Regions from separate parts of the Mus musculus genome. Here region 1 is linked to region 2. Evidence: chromatin contacts called from ENCODE Hi-C or POLR2A ChIA-PET data. All regions are on one chromosome and are shown on one strand. Each heading gives the region's core, a stretch centred on a gene start or an enhancer-like site at or near the end of the contact. The rest is flanking DNA. Distances are from core to core; before and after follow the strand shown.

Region 1 (6,920 bases), core at 964-3,463, 53 kb after region 2:
TACAGGGAGTTTCCCATGAGCCTTTCCCTGGAAATCCATCACTTTCCAACTCCACTGCCAGGCTCTGGGTTCTCCTTCTCTTCTTTCTCCTCTGCTCCTCTTCCTGTGGCAGCTCAGGAATGCCAGAGTTTATAGAGGTGCCAGCTAGGTCCTGTGTATAAGGTGAAAATATAGTTGAGGAAAGGCTGTTAAGCCCACCAAAACAAGGAGACAGCAAAGGAGCCCACCAAACGTGTCAGAAGTCCACAATTAGGACCTTCTGTATCTGTGTCTACAGAGGCAAGAAAGGGCCTTGCACTGGCTGGTTGTGTGTGTCAACTTGACACAGCTGGAATTATCACAGAGAAAGGAGCCTCCCTTGAGGAAATGCCTCCATGAGATCCAGCTGTAAGGCATTTTCTCAATTAGTGATCAAGTTGGGAGGGCCCATTGTGGGTGGTACCATCCCTTGGGCTGGTAGTCCTGGGTTCAACAAGAAAGCAAGCTGAGCAAGCCAGAGGAAGCAAGCCAGTAAGTAGTACCCCTCCATGGCCTCTGCATCAGCTCCTGCTTCCTGACCTGCTTGAGTTCCAGTCCTGACTTCCTTGGTGATGAACAGCAATGTGGAAGTGTAAGCTGAATAAACCCTTTCCTCCCCAACTTGCTTCTTGGCCATGATGCTTTGTGTAGGAATAGGAACCCTGAGTAAGACATGCCTCATCAGAGAGTTTCTGTCTTTTCCTGGTTGCTTTGGGGATCTTTTCAGGCCAGCACTGTTTCCCTCTGCATCCTGAAAGCTGGGCTTATGGTTTCTTTGTGGGGCCACCAGGGCGGTGCTAATAGCCATCAGCAGTCTGCTCTCAGTGGCTCTTTTGCGGTTGAAGTATGAGTCTGCCTGCTGTCCAAAGGTTGTCAGAAAGTTCCGGGGAAGTGGGTGAAAGGACCTACCCCCAACAAAAGCCACTGAGAATTCTGTGTAACTCAGCACCCAAAGCGCCCACAGATCAGAAGGTGTGGGTCATCCGACCATGTAGACGGTGCCCGCATGCCCCATCAGCTTACGGCACGCTCCCATGAGATGCTCTCTGAGGATGTGTCTCCATAAGACTTTATGCTTTGCATCAGCACCAAGCCAGAACTCACTGGCTGTGGAATTCCCATTCCCCAGGCTATGCAGAGCAGCCTGGCTGTGCCTCTGCCTGGGCTCAGGATTTCCTTGAAATTTTCCTTCCACTGGGATGCAGCATCATTCATTCATAGGACCGTGAAAACAGGGCTGTCTGTAGCAAGCTTCCCCACCCATTCCCCAAAAGCCCTCACTGCCTGAGACACATTCGAATGCAAAATCAAAGTGAAAGTAGCTATGTAGCTACCTTGAGATTCCCACACAGTTGCTTGGCCTAGGAATAAGACAGAAGAAGTATTCCGGTAACGCATTAGGCATGCTGGTACACACTTACAATCCCAACACTTGAGAAGCAGAGGCAAGAGGATTTAAGTTTAAGGTCACCCTTGCTACTTAGCAAGTTGGGGGCCAGCCTGGGCTACACAAGTTCCTGTCTCAAAGATTAAACAACAAGAACTGTTAGCTCTTCCATTTAAACTCTCCTTCGGGAATATTTTTTAATGGATAAATATGTGCTTAACATATTAGCCTCAAAATGTTTGTGTCTGCTAAAGAAATGCTTTGCATAGACTGTACACTGTCCCTCTTTTAAGTAAGCAAATCAGAAGGCAATCTAATTATTGACCTTTGATATGAGAAACTTAGCGAAAGTAGAAAGATCAAGTTGTTTCCAAGGTCCGAGAGTATGGCCTTCCATTATGAAAAGTGTGATTACCACGTTCTAGTCGATGGGAACTTTGCCTCTTTTTGGGGCTACAAAAATGGACCTTTCTGACCTCTGTGGAAGAGATTGTGAAACTTTCTGCATGTCCAGTTTTTTTTTTTTTTTTTAAGTTCCATTAAGTGAAATCCAAAACTGTAACTCAACACAGTTTGGAGACAGATGACTAATTTCCTAAACTATTTTTGGATTTTCCCCGCTTCATCCTTTGCAGCTTCCAGAGAAAACTTCCCCATGAAGTCTGCTGCCCCCTCAAAGCCCCTTATCCCCAGAGTGATAGAAAGTGAAGAGTTACTAATGAAACCAGTTTAAAAATACTCACACCCCCACCCCAACCCGGGTGCTGCCTCCTGTTCACTGGTAAGGAATGTGGCCGTGCTCGTGCAGCCAAGGGTAATCTAAAGGAATGTTCATAAGATACCCATGGCATTACATCAGTGCACAGTCCCCAAAATCCATGGAGACTTTCCAAAACACAGTCGGGCCACACTGACAGGCCAGCGAGTCAATACACAAGGCAAAGGGAAAATAGCACATATCCTACCAAGCACTGAGGCTGAGCTATACAGCCACAGAACAAAGCTGCCAGAAACATCTGCCTCTCAACCCACTCATTTAAGCAAATGGTAGTGGACCCTGAAGGCTAAGCAGGAGACATCCAGAGACAAAAATGTCCAGCCCTGACCCTCTGATGATGAACACAATGTTCTTTCCAGGGAGTGAGGTGGCTCTAAGTTATCCTGTGCTTCCAGGTATTGTGACTCCAGGGGAGGCGCTACTATAAATTGGAATTCAGTCCATATATCTTCAGCACACTGATGTGTTAGGCTTATATAAGTCTGGAAGAGCAAGCTTAGAGTATGGGATGGGGAGCCCTGTGAAAAGAACGTACAAAGGGAACCGGGAGCGAGTTCTTAGGAGCAGTGTCTTCTGAGATCTTGTGTCCCACTGAAATCTCTCCATGTTCTCCTGCAGTGCTCCTACCCCTGGCTTGATGACCACTGTGACCAGCCTCCGTTCCTGGCTTCACTTCCTGGCGAGCTCAAGAAGCAAACATCTCCCTGCTGTGTCCTTATAGGTTTTTGTCACCTGGTCATGTCTACACTCAACTCATGTCTGTTCTCCTGCCAGCTGCCTCCAGCCTGACATACCCACCATCTCCAGGTCTTCCATGAAAAGGGGTTGTCTTCTCTGCATCCTGAACTGTTCCTTGGGATCCCCATCTTTGGGGCACCTCTCCTAGTCCTCAGCTGCCCCTTGAGCACAGGGCTGGCAGGCAGTTAGGGCTGTCCACAAACCACTGAGGGCTGATGGAGGGGGAGAACCGCCGATGTAGGAAGGGAGACAGAGTGAATAGACAGAATCACAGCCAGGTCAGAGAGCGTTTAAAGCTGAGTCAGGAAATGTCTGTTCTGAGGATCCATGGAAATGATCAAAACCTCAACATTTCCCCAAGCTGTCTTGTGCAGAATAGCTTACCTCAGCAGTGTGGGTCTCTAGGCCTCTTTGGGAAGCACACACATGGATTGTTGTCATTAACAACTGCCACCTTGGGCTGGAGAGATGGCTTAGTGGTTAAGAGCGCTGACTACTCTTCCAGAGGTCCTGAGTTCAATTCCCAGCAACCACATGATGGCTCACAACCATCTGTAATGGGGTCTGATGCCCAATTCTGGTGTGTCTGAAGATAGCTACAGTGTACTCACATACATAAAATAAATTAAAAAAAAAAAACGACACCCAACCACCACCCTCCTCCTTTCATTTGCAGACTCTAACTCCACAGTATTCTTGGCTCTGGCCATTCACTGTGTCTCTGTTGGTGGTAGTTTGAATGAGAACATTCCCCATAGGCTCATTTATTTCCTTGGCCTTCTGTTGGTGGAACTGTTTGGGAAGGATTAGGGGCGTGGCCTTGCTGGAGAAGGCATGTCACTGATGATCTTTGTTCACTCCCCAGTATCCACATGGTGGAAGGTGAGAATCAACTCCTACAAGCTGTCCTCTGAGCCCTGTACATGTGCCAGGACACACCCCCTGACCTCTATATATGTGCCAGGACACCCCTCCCCATATACACACACACAACAAGTGTTTTTTAAAAAACATAATACAAATATTAAAATCAGAGAGTTAGCATTGATATAAAGTTGTCTAATTTCTAGCCCATACTTATAAGTCAACAAATGTTCTTCACTATTAAAAAAAAATCTGTGCTTGAGATCTCACGTCATAGGTAGTTTCGTGTCCTTGAGTTTGGGTGGGCTGGCTCCTTGGTTTTCATGAGACTGGAATGTTAAGACCGTTTGCTTTGTTAAGTGTCCCCTGGTGTGGATTAAAGCAAGAACCAGAACACCATCTTTGGCGATGGTCAGGGAAAGCTCGATCACGTGATTTCCAGAGACCGCAAGAGTCCGTGTGCTGAGGGTTAATGAGCAGCAGACAACAGCAGCCCTGTCTCATCATAGACTCCACTTCTGATGGTGGCAGTGCCAACCGTCAACAGTGATCCAAAACTAGTGAAAAATTCCAGAGATAAACACCATAGAAGGCTCAGGGCTGCTGAGATGAACAGAGCCCAGCTCTGTCCACAACCTGGAATCAAGTCTCCTTTGCCAGGGGTGGGTGTGTGTCTTTGCAAAGTGAGCTGTAGAATTCCCAGGAAAGGGCTGGAAGTGGATAGAATAATTATTTTATTTGTGCATCTGTAACAATTTCGGAGTGGAGATTTTCTCAAGTGCAATACCACTTGGGACTGAGCTTGTGCTTGGCTCTGATTGACACAGGGCAACTGGAATCCTCTCCCTTGTAGGTAAGAGACAGGGGCCAGCTTGTCTCTGGGACATCTTGAGAGAAGAGGACAATCTCCATCTGTACTGGCTGGCTTTGTGTGCCAACTTGACATAAGCTGGAGTAATCACAGAGAAAGGAGCCTCCCTCGAGGAAATGCCTCCATCAGATCCAGCTGTAAGGCATTTTCTCAATTAGTGATCAAGGATGGGAGGGCCCCTTGTGGGTGGTACCATCTCTGGGCTCGCAGTCTTGGGTTCTATAAGAAAGCAAGCTGAGCAAGCCAGGGGAAGCAAGCCAGTAAGTAACATCCCTCTATGGCCTCTGCATCAGCTCCTGCTTCCTGACCTGCTTGAGTTCCAGTCCTGACTTCCTTGGTGATGAACAGCAATGTGGAAGTGTAAGCTGAATAAACCCTTTCCTCCCCAACTTGTTTCTTGGTCATGATGTTTTGTGCAGGAATAGAAACCCTGACTAAGACACCATCCCATTTGACCAGTGCAGAGCCATGGAGATGCCTTGGTAAAAAGCTAAGCTGGACCCTCAAAAAACCCATGGTCTAGAACAGTGGTCCTCACAGCCACTGATGGTGCCTCCGCTGATGACTTCTGGGTATAACACTGCCACAGCCACAGAATTCCATTTTGTATCTGTCTTTTGAAACAGACCCTTTCAGTGTCTCCAGCTCCCATGTATTTACCCTGCTGCCCCAGTAAAGCCTGCAGGCACTAGGCCTTACGATGAAGGACACACTCATAAGCAGTCAGACTTTGTCAGCTGCCCAAGCTCCATCCCCAGGTCCAACACCATGATGCAAGCTCTAAGCCAACATGCTCACCTACCCAGACAGGACTTGAACCTTCAGAGGGAGAAGTCCCCACTTGGGTTTTTGAACCTCCATTGCCTGTTGGGATGGTTCCCTTTGCTCTCTGTCATGTTATCAGGATGCTTTGGAAAGGACTCCAGTCTAGATTCCTGTGGTTTTGGTCAAAGATATTCAGGGGACAGGTTACCAGCTTAGCTCTTATACCCCAGCGTGCATGCTTCCAGCAGTTCTTCTTTATGGGTGGGAAAAAGTTCACCCAGGACGGTTTATTCTTGGACTTTTGCAGCCCTCTCCCTCCCTGTCCACTGAGTTCATCTCCAGGGAGAACACAAAACTGAGAATGTGCAGAGAAAGCAGATGCTCTGCCTGTATACCAATACCTCTGTATAATAATAGCTTGCCACAGTCAACCGTGTCCCTTAGGGACCTCGAGGTCTGTCCTTGTGAGTTATTTGTGCTTTGTCTTCTTTTCCCCCAGGCTTCTTGCTGGACCAGCTGAGTAACTTACACATAAGGTCACAGAGCTCTGATGACCCTGTGGTGGTGAGCTTGCCCCAGCAGGTACCCTGTACCTGGGACACATGCCCTAAAGACAAGCTCATGTGACCCGGCTTTTCAGATGGGACAATAGAAGTTCTTGCTTGTTTACTTTTCTCACTGCTGCAAAGAAATACATGAAGAGGGAACTTCATTTGTCTTTGGAGTACCTCAGTGCCTCTGTGTGTGTGTGTGTGTGTGTGTGTTATATGTGTGGTGTGGTGTATGTAAGATGTGGTGTGGTTATATGTGTGATTAGGTGTATGTAAGATGTGGTGTGATGTGTGTGTGCATGTGTGTGTTATATGCGTGGTGTGGTGTATGTATGATGTGGTGTGGTATGCATGTGTGGTATATGTGTGATGTATGATGTATGTATGATGTGGTAGTGTGTGTGTGTGTATGTGTGTGTGTGGGGGGGGGGTGTTTGTCCTCAAGGTCCTCTCAGGCTGCAGACATGCACTGATTTCTCCAAGAAGTAATAACTAAGATTAAGTCGCCCTTGAGGGGTTGGCTCTGACATGCTAAAGCTTTATCTCCCAAAGATGAGACTCCATTACCACAAACGTTCATATAAAGCATTTGTGGAGAGGGAACCTTAGATGCAAGCACAAAATATAATCAGCTTATATATTTTGGGACCGATGTTTTCAAAAGATAAGATAATCCATTAGAAATGAATGGATTCAATATGTAAGACAGTATGCGCCTTCCCCCCATCCCTGTCTCCTCTCTAAACGCTCCCGGAGAATCCCCGTTCTCTTCCAAATTCCTGTCTACTAAATTGTTAACTAAACTGTTGTTACATGTGTATGTGTAACATGTGTATATACGTACATTCCTGAATACAACCCCCTCAGTCTGTATAATGTTACATGTATGAATGTTTTTAGGGCTGACTGTTTAGTATTGGACAACCAGTTGGTGTGATCATCCCGGGA
Region 2 (6,117 bases), core at 3,278-5,777:
TACCTGACAAAAACAAGAAGTGAGCATCAGCGGGGGAAACCTCAATTACATTGTTTGTTATGTTTGACTTGAATCCCCAGCGTGCTCTCATTCCTCAATACAAATTAAAAATAAACAACTCTTAACAGCATCAATGCCATCTGGGTCACAATGGAAATAATGAGGCGTGCGCCTCATTATTCCGAAGCCGGGTAAAAATAACGCCGAGCACTCTGACCCCGCCTTTCCAGCCCACGCTTCAATCAGACCTGCATCTTGGAACCCAGGAACCCACTGATGATCACGGCTAGGTCAGCTAGAAATCTCCGCTGGCGGGAGTGAGTCAGGGGCCTTGCTCAACTCTGTGCTCAGCCTTTCACAAAGGGTTTTAATTTGCAGGCTGTTGCATCATGGTGATGTTATAATTGCCAAGATAAGCCCTCAACACAGAAAAGGAAACTGTTTCACAAAGTACAGTGAGCTTGTGTTCACTCTCGTTGAAGGGACAGGCAGAACGGTGGAGGAGCATGAACACAGCTAGCACAACTCTCATCTTTTGAAACTCTACGCTGGACTGCTTACCCAGCTTCTCTGAGCACCTGTTTTGTAAAGTGGGGGTGGTGGGTGGGGGTGGTGCCCAGTGGGTCCTGCCTTGTTTAGTAACTGCCCTTCATATTTCTGAATCAAGGCAGTGAGGACTCCAGGTTCCAGTCCTTTCTGCAAGGCACTAATTTGAGACTGCCCTGGGTACTTCGGGCCTAGGTTTCTTCATGGAGGTCAAGAGTCATCAGTCTAACGGGGCCTGGCTTTAATTGACATCCACACAGCTCCCCGTATCCTCTCTCTAAGATAGCGTGCACGTGCACAAGTGTAGGTGAGAATGCGCACTGCTGATGGTTTAGAAGAAGAGATCAGCCAGGCTAGAGAACTCAAGTCACAGAAAATTCCAGGGATCTGGAAAAGGCCAAGCTACTCTTGCTGTGGGGACCTTGTCACCTCCGTTTCTTCCAATACTCCCTAAGGTCCCAGTTACTTGGGACCTTGAAGCACTTCGATGCTTCAAGAATTATCTTGGTACAAACATTAAGTAACACGCACAAGGCAAGGGTATTCAGGGGTAACAGAGAAGGTGAATCTTTACAGGCCCAATACCAACCTGTCTTCATTCTTTCTGTGAGATTCGGTTCCGTAAAGGAAAGCCAGTCCAAACATAAGCATTCTGGAAACATTTACTGAGCCCCTTCTTAACTGTGCGGATCCACGGGCTTCCTTCCCCTCAGGTTTCCCTGAAAGGCAGTGAAGGTCTATCATATACTGAGGAGAGAGTATCATATACTGGGGAGAGAGCAGCACTTACACCTGCCTTTTTTGCATCTCCCAAAGCAGACTCCCAAAGAGGGTCCTTAGGGTATCCAAGAGCATCATTTGATGCTGAATTCCAGGTTTGCCATCCAGAGAGCAGCCTGAGCTGATCACCCTCCAAACACCAGGAGGCTTTCCTGTGGCTTCAGAAGGCCACCGGGAGAAACGTGGAGCTGTGATGAAGTAGAGAGAGGAAGTAGAGAGGTACTTTTACAGGAGAGACAGCTACATCTATGTGGGTGACTTTGAATTAGGGACTCCCGACCATATATATCATCCCGGGCTTTGGATCAAATAAACTTTAGCTACAATAAGAAAAAAAAAAAAAAAAAAAACTGGGTTCCACTGTCCATGTTCAAGCACTGTCCCTCCTATCCATCACGATCAAGACTGCCCTCCCTTCTTTCTGTAGCCATTTAGATGTCCTGCTTTTTCACTCCGTGAATGGAGAAGAGATCTTGCCTCTGAAATTCAACGGAGACTCCAGAAACAAAGATATCTGTGGGGGTCGCGGCTAGCGGTGCTCCGGAGTAGAGTCAGCTTCTGGCTCGGTCTGCCTGAGGCTGCACTGTCCCGAGGCCCAAGGCCACCGGAGCCGGCGCCCAGGAGGCACGCCTGCTCTCCGCCTCAGGCCACCGGCTCCGGGCGAGCGCAGCTCACCGAACTCGGCCCTGCAAGCCTCCGCCCCGCTCGCGGCCGCGCCCCCACGCCGCGCCGCTCCCCAGGCCCGCCCCCCGCCGGGTGGGCGGCGCAGCGGGGCCTCGGCGCCGCGAGGACCCCCGCGCCAGAACAAAGGAATGCGGGAGGGGCCGGGGAGCCGCGCGGGCCACCGCGAGGCGCGTCCAGTTGCTGCCCAAGGGGAGCGTCTTGGGTCGAGGTCTCTGCCTGCCACTGCCAGGCGCGTGCCCGGTCTCCCGGACCAGCGAGGGGCGCAAGGACGCATGATGAAAGGTGGCGCTGCAAAGTCCCCCCAGGCCCCCCGCCTCTGAAGGCTTGGGTCTCCCAGCCCAGCACGCAAAGTGGGTCAGGGTCTGCTGCTGGGGGGCCTACTGCAACTGCAGCGTCTTGGAAAACGGCTAAAATAGGGATAATATGTTCCAGGAGTCATCATCTAGAATGTCTCCGCCCCCTAAAATAATATTGTAGTTCAATTATGTAAATGGTACGCTAAGAAAACTATATCTCACAGACACTATTAAATACGTATATTCACACATCATTACACTAAGTAAGAATCCGGGAAGAAATTTAATATCCGGATACTTACCATATTATTCTATCTCCAAGAATAAAACTAGGTTATACAAGGCAAAAATACAATCTACTAACCTATATATACTTCCCATAACTCATATCTGATCTGGGGGAAATTATGATGTGAAATAAATACTTTTGACCTCATTAGCCGTTGTTATTTACAAAAGCCAGAAAAGAAGGTGTCACTTGGCCATTCCCTGTTGCCCTCTGAACGCAGCAGTTCCTCCAAAGTGTCCTTTAAAATGATAAATGGGGCCCCCGCGTTCACCAGCAGTCTCTGGGTGCTGCGAAATGCCTTCCTAAAAATACAGTCTTATCAGAGGTCTTGGAAGGCGTGGAGTTAAAACTACAGCAAATGGCCTTGAGCTCGTATTTGCACACAGCCCTGGAGAAACCAGAAATAGCACTGAGGCCAGGATTGTTAAAATGTGATAGGGCTATATTTAGAAAGACGTACATTTCTTTTAGGGTAAAAGACACACATTTGGCAAGCATGAGCTATGTCAAGGCTTAGTCGGTCGTCACTTTCCGGCTTAAAATATCCTTTAAAAGAACCAACAAAACCCCTGTTGATGGTGACATTCTTCAACGCTGAGATTGCCCTACTTTCTTTGTGGCAAGATTATAAAATCACGTAATTAGCTCCCTTTCTATGCTCAACAGCCAGCAAATTCGGCAGTTACATAACCTCACATTTCCAGGAATCTAGTAATGATTTGTCTTGTGGTGTCTTAAAAAAAAAAAAAAAAAAGCCAATGACGATAAGGTGAGAAAAAAAAAAAAGAAAGAAAGAAAAAGAAAGGCTGATGAAACGCATCGCATTCCAGTTGGGAAAAGTGGGGAGGCAAACGTCACAATGGCTCGTCCGGGTTTTAAAAATAACACCTCGGAACATTTAAGGAGCCCCCCCTCCCCCGCGCGCATTAGTGTCCAAGACTAGGATTTCTTCTTTCTTAATAATGAACTCCATAGAATCGTTTTTTAAAATATGCGTATTTGGGACGATACAGAGGTACCAATAAGGATCTAATAGCCAACGCTGCGCTAAAATGACCAAATCATTGCACACAAATCACACGCGCACATTCTCACATCAGTTCGTCCTCGGTGCCCACGTTTCATCGCTGGCCCATTATGCAATGTAAGAAAGGACACATCCCTCCACCTTCCCGAGGGCTCGTAAAACACGGTGACGACAAACGGGTTGGAAAACGTCGGTGCCGACACAGCGCCTGACACAAACAAACGCCGCGCAGGCATCTCCGATTGCCGTCACCGTTGGTACTCCCAATCCTCCTAAGCAAATCAAGACTCAACCCTCCCCTTAGCTGGCCCGGATTGGGGACTAGCGCGGAGAGACCCCGGAGAGCAGGGCAAGTCGTCTGGCTGCTAAAAGGATCGGCCTCCACTCCGCCTCCACGGCGCGCTCTTCGCCACCGAAACATCAATTTTCCTGAAATCCGGAGACATTATGCAATAGCGGGGAGGAGGAGGGAGCGCGCGGCAGCCCGGGCTACGTGCGGGCGCCAGGGCGCTGCAATCAAAGCAGCTACCTTAAGGTGGCGAGTCCCCCCTCCTGCCAAGGCAGCAAAAGTTTATGTAATGCATGCCCCGCGCACACTCGCCGCCTCCCGCCAGCCCTGCGCCGCGCCCGCACGCATCCCGCGCCCTACGCCCGCCGGCCGCGCGCTCCAAGAGCGGGCACGGAGCAGAGCAGGGCCCCCGGGGCCGCCGGTGGGCGGAGCGCTTACCGTGGTTCTGCTCCCTGGTCCGTGAGGGGGAAAAGAAAGGGCGGCTGTAACCGGGCTGGCGGCGCCGGGGCGCGATTCAAGCTCCGCCGGGCCCTCAGCGGGCGGTGGCGAGGGCGCGGCGCGGGAGACGAGCGGGCGCGCCGGGTCCGCGGGCGCCGTGGCCGCGCCGAGAGATGTGTGTTAGTAGGTCAGTTCCGAGCGCCGCGCTACGTCGCCGCCCGCCAGCCCCGCCGTGACGGGCGGCGGCCGCCCCAATCGCCGCGCCCGCGCCCGCCCCCGGCCCGCCGCCACTGGCCGCGCCGACAGGGGCGGGCTCCCCACCGCCCCGCCCCGCCCCGCCCCGTCCTCTCCGCCGCGGCGCCACTGGCAGTCCGCGTCCTTCTCTGGCCGCGGCCGCAGCTGCTACCCGCTGTCCGTGGGGACCCAGGCCGAGCGCTATGTTGCGCAACGGGACGCACCGCGGAGCAACCCGAGGCACGCCTAAGAGGAGCCCAGGACCCTTTTGCCCATTGCCGGCCGCGCCCTCCGGGTCGCTGCGCTCGCTCCGTGGTGCCAGCACCTTTTTTTGTTTGTTTGTTTCCCGGAGAGCCACAGAGGGCCGGGCTACCTGTTGCCAATAGAACCCCGGGTGAGGGCTATGGGGACACGGGCGTGGCGGGGACCTTGGCCTCCTTGTGCCCACGGTCCCCTCTGAGACCGGGAAAGGGGCGCGGCAGCCGGGCTACTGAAATGTCCCGCTCCTCTCCCGGGCAGCGCCGCAACGGTAACACAAACAGCGCTCCCGACACAATTAGGGCGAAGACGACCCCTACAAAGTTGTTGCGTAACACGGTTGGGAAACCAAGCTAGACCCGGTTGGTCTGTGTCCCCGACCACGTGGAGAGGTGGCGGCTGTCTCCGAGGACCTGAGAGTCCGCGGCCTCGGTGTCCCCGGCTGGGAAACCTACCCGCTTTCGGTGCTCGGGCTAGAGCAAGCCACGGAGGGCATTCCCCAAGCATCTTGAACTGGTAGTTCTCCTCTCCTTTCGGTTCTCAGTGAACACGCCAGCCAGCCCCCACCCCACCCCCCTTTCCCCAATTCCTGGGATGTACAAAAGACATAAGGAAATGGGAGACAGAGCATCTGGTGGCATGTTCTTAAGTCAGTCATCGGGTTGGCTATTGTAAAGGAACGTGGCAAACACTCCCCGCGTTTACAGACACGTAAGATTATAGCCGGCCTTGGCAAAGGGAGCCATATTCCTGACAGTGACGCACGCGCTTGCCCAAATACGGAATGTGGCAGGTGGCAAGGTCCTTGAGCTCGGACTGTGGGACCTGGGCTCGAATGATTCCCTCACTCAACCCCCTCCTTTCTCATTTTTCAAAGAAAGCAAACCCCAAAATAAAGAGTGAGTGTGCGGGACCCCCACCCGGAACATCTCACCAAGTGGATCTCTTTCCATTTACTCAAGACACACAGTAGTAACTCCACAAATAATCTCCGAGGCACATCCAGTGGTGATTTAAATGCCATTCACCGTTGGACTTTTGGACGCCTTCACAGGGCAATAATGATGGAGTCTAGCTGGTAAAATACCCCTTAACCAATAAAGCCCCCATAGCACAGATACGCAATAGAGGATAAATCTCCTTTCACGGGTGCTGATCAGTTCAGGGAACACCCCCTCCCCCCTTTACACTTTGTTTGTTTGGATTTTTTTTTGTTTTTTGTTTTGTTTTTTTCCGAAGAACTAACTACCTTGATGTAAACGAATCTTGATTTGGT

What was found. A loop is a pair of places that touch in the nucleus more often than their neighbours do. ChIA-PET counts read pairs that join two places held with the same protein, here RNA polymerase II (POLR2A).
Region 1: POLR2A ChIA-PET joins it to region 2 with 22 read pairs in Patski. The contact joins the enhancer-like site here to the promoter of Nfil3 in region 2. A Hi-C loop is called at or near these places in 1 of 37 maps with a recorded cell type or tissue (left cerebral cortex). POLR2A ChIA-PET finds 5 or more read pairs at or near these places in 1 of 5 experiments (Patski).

The regions. Positions count from the first base shown.
Region 1 is chr13:53,031,523-53,038,442 of GRCm38, forward strand. No RefSeq gene overlaps it. Among named protein-coding and RNA genes, the nearest start is that of Gm33519, 17 kb to the left of the region's middle. Within about 2 kb of position 2,214, at least 1 of the 3 ENCODE cell types and tissues checked has a DNase peak (open chromatin) inside an H3K27ac peak, as active enhancers do.
Region 2 is chr13:52,976,512-52,982,628 of GRCm38, forward strand. It overlaps Nfil3 (nuclear factor, interleukin 3, regulated), which reads right to left and starts at 4,528. Exons shown (of 2, transcript NM_017373.3): 1 at 4,350-4,528.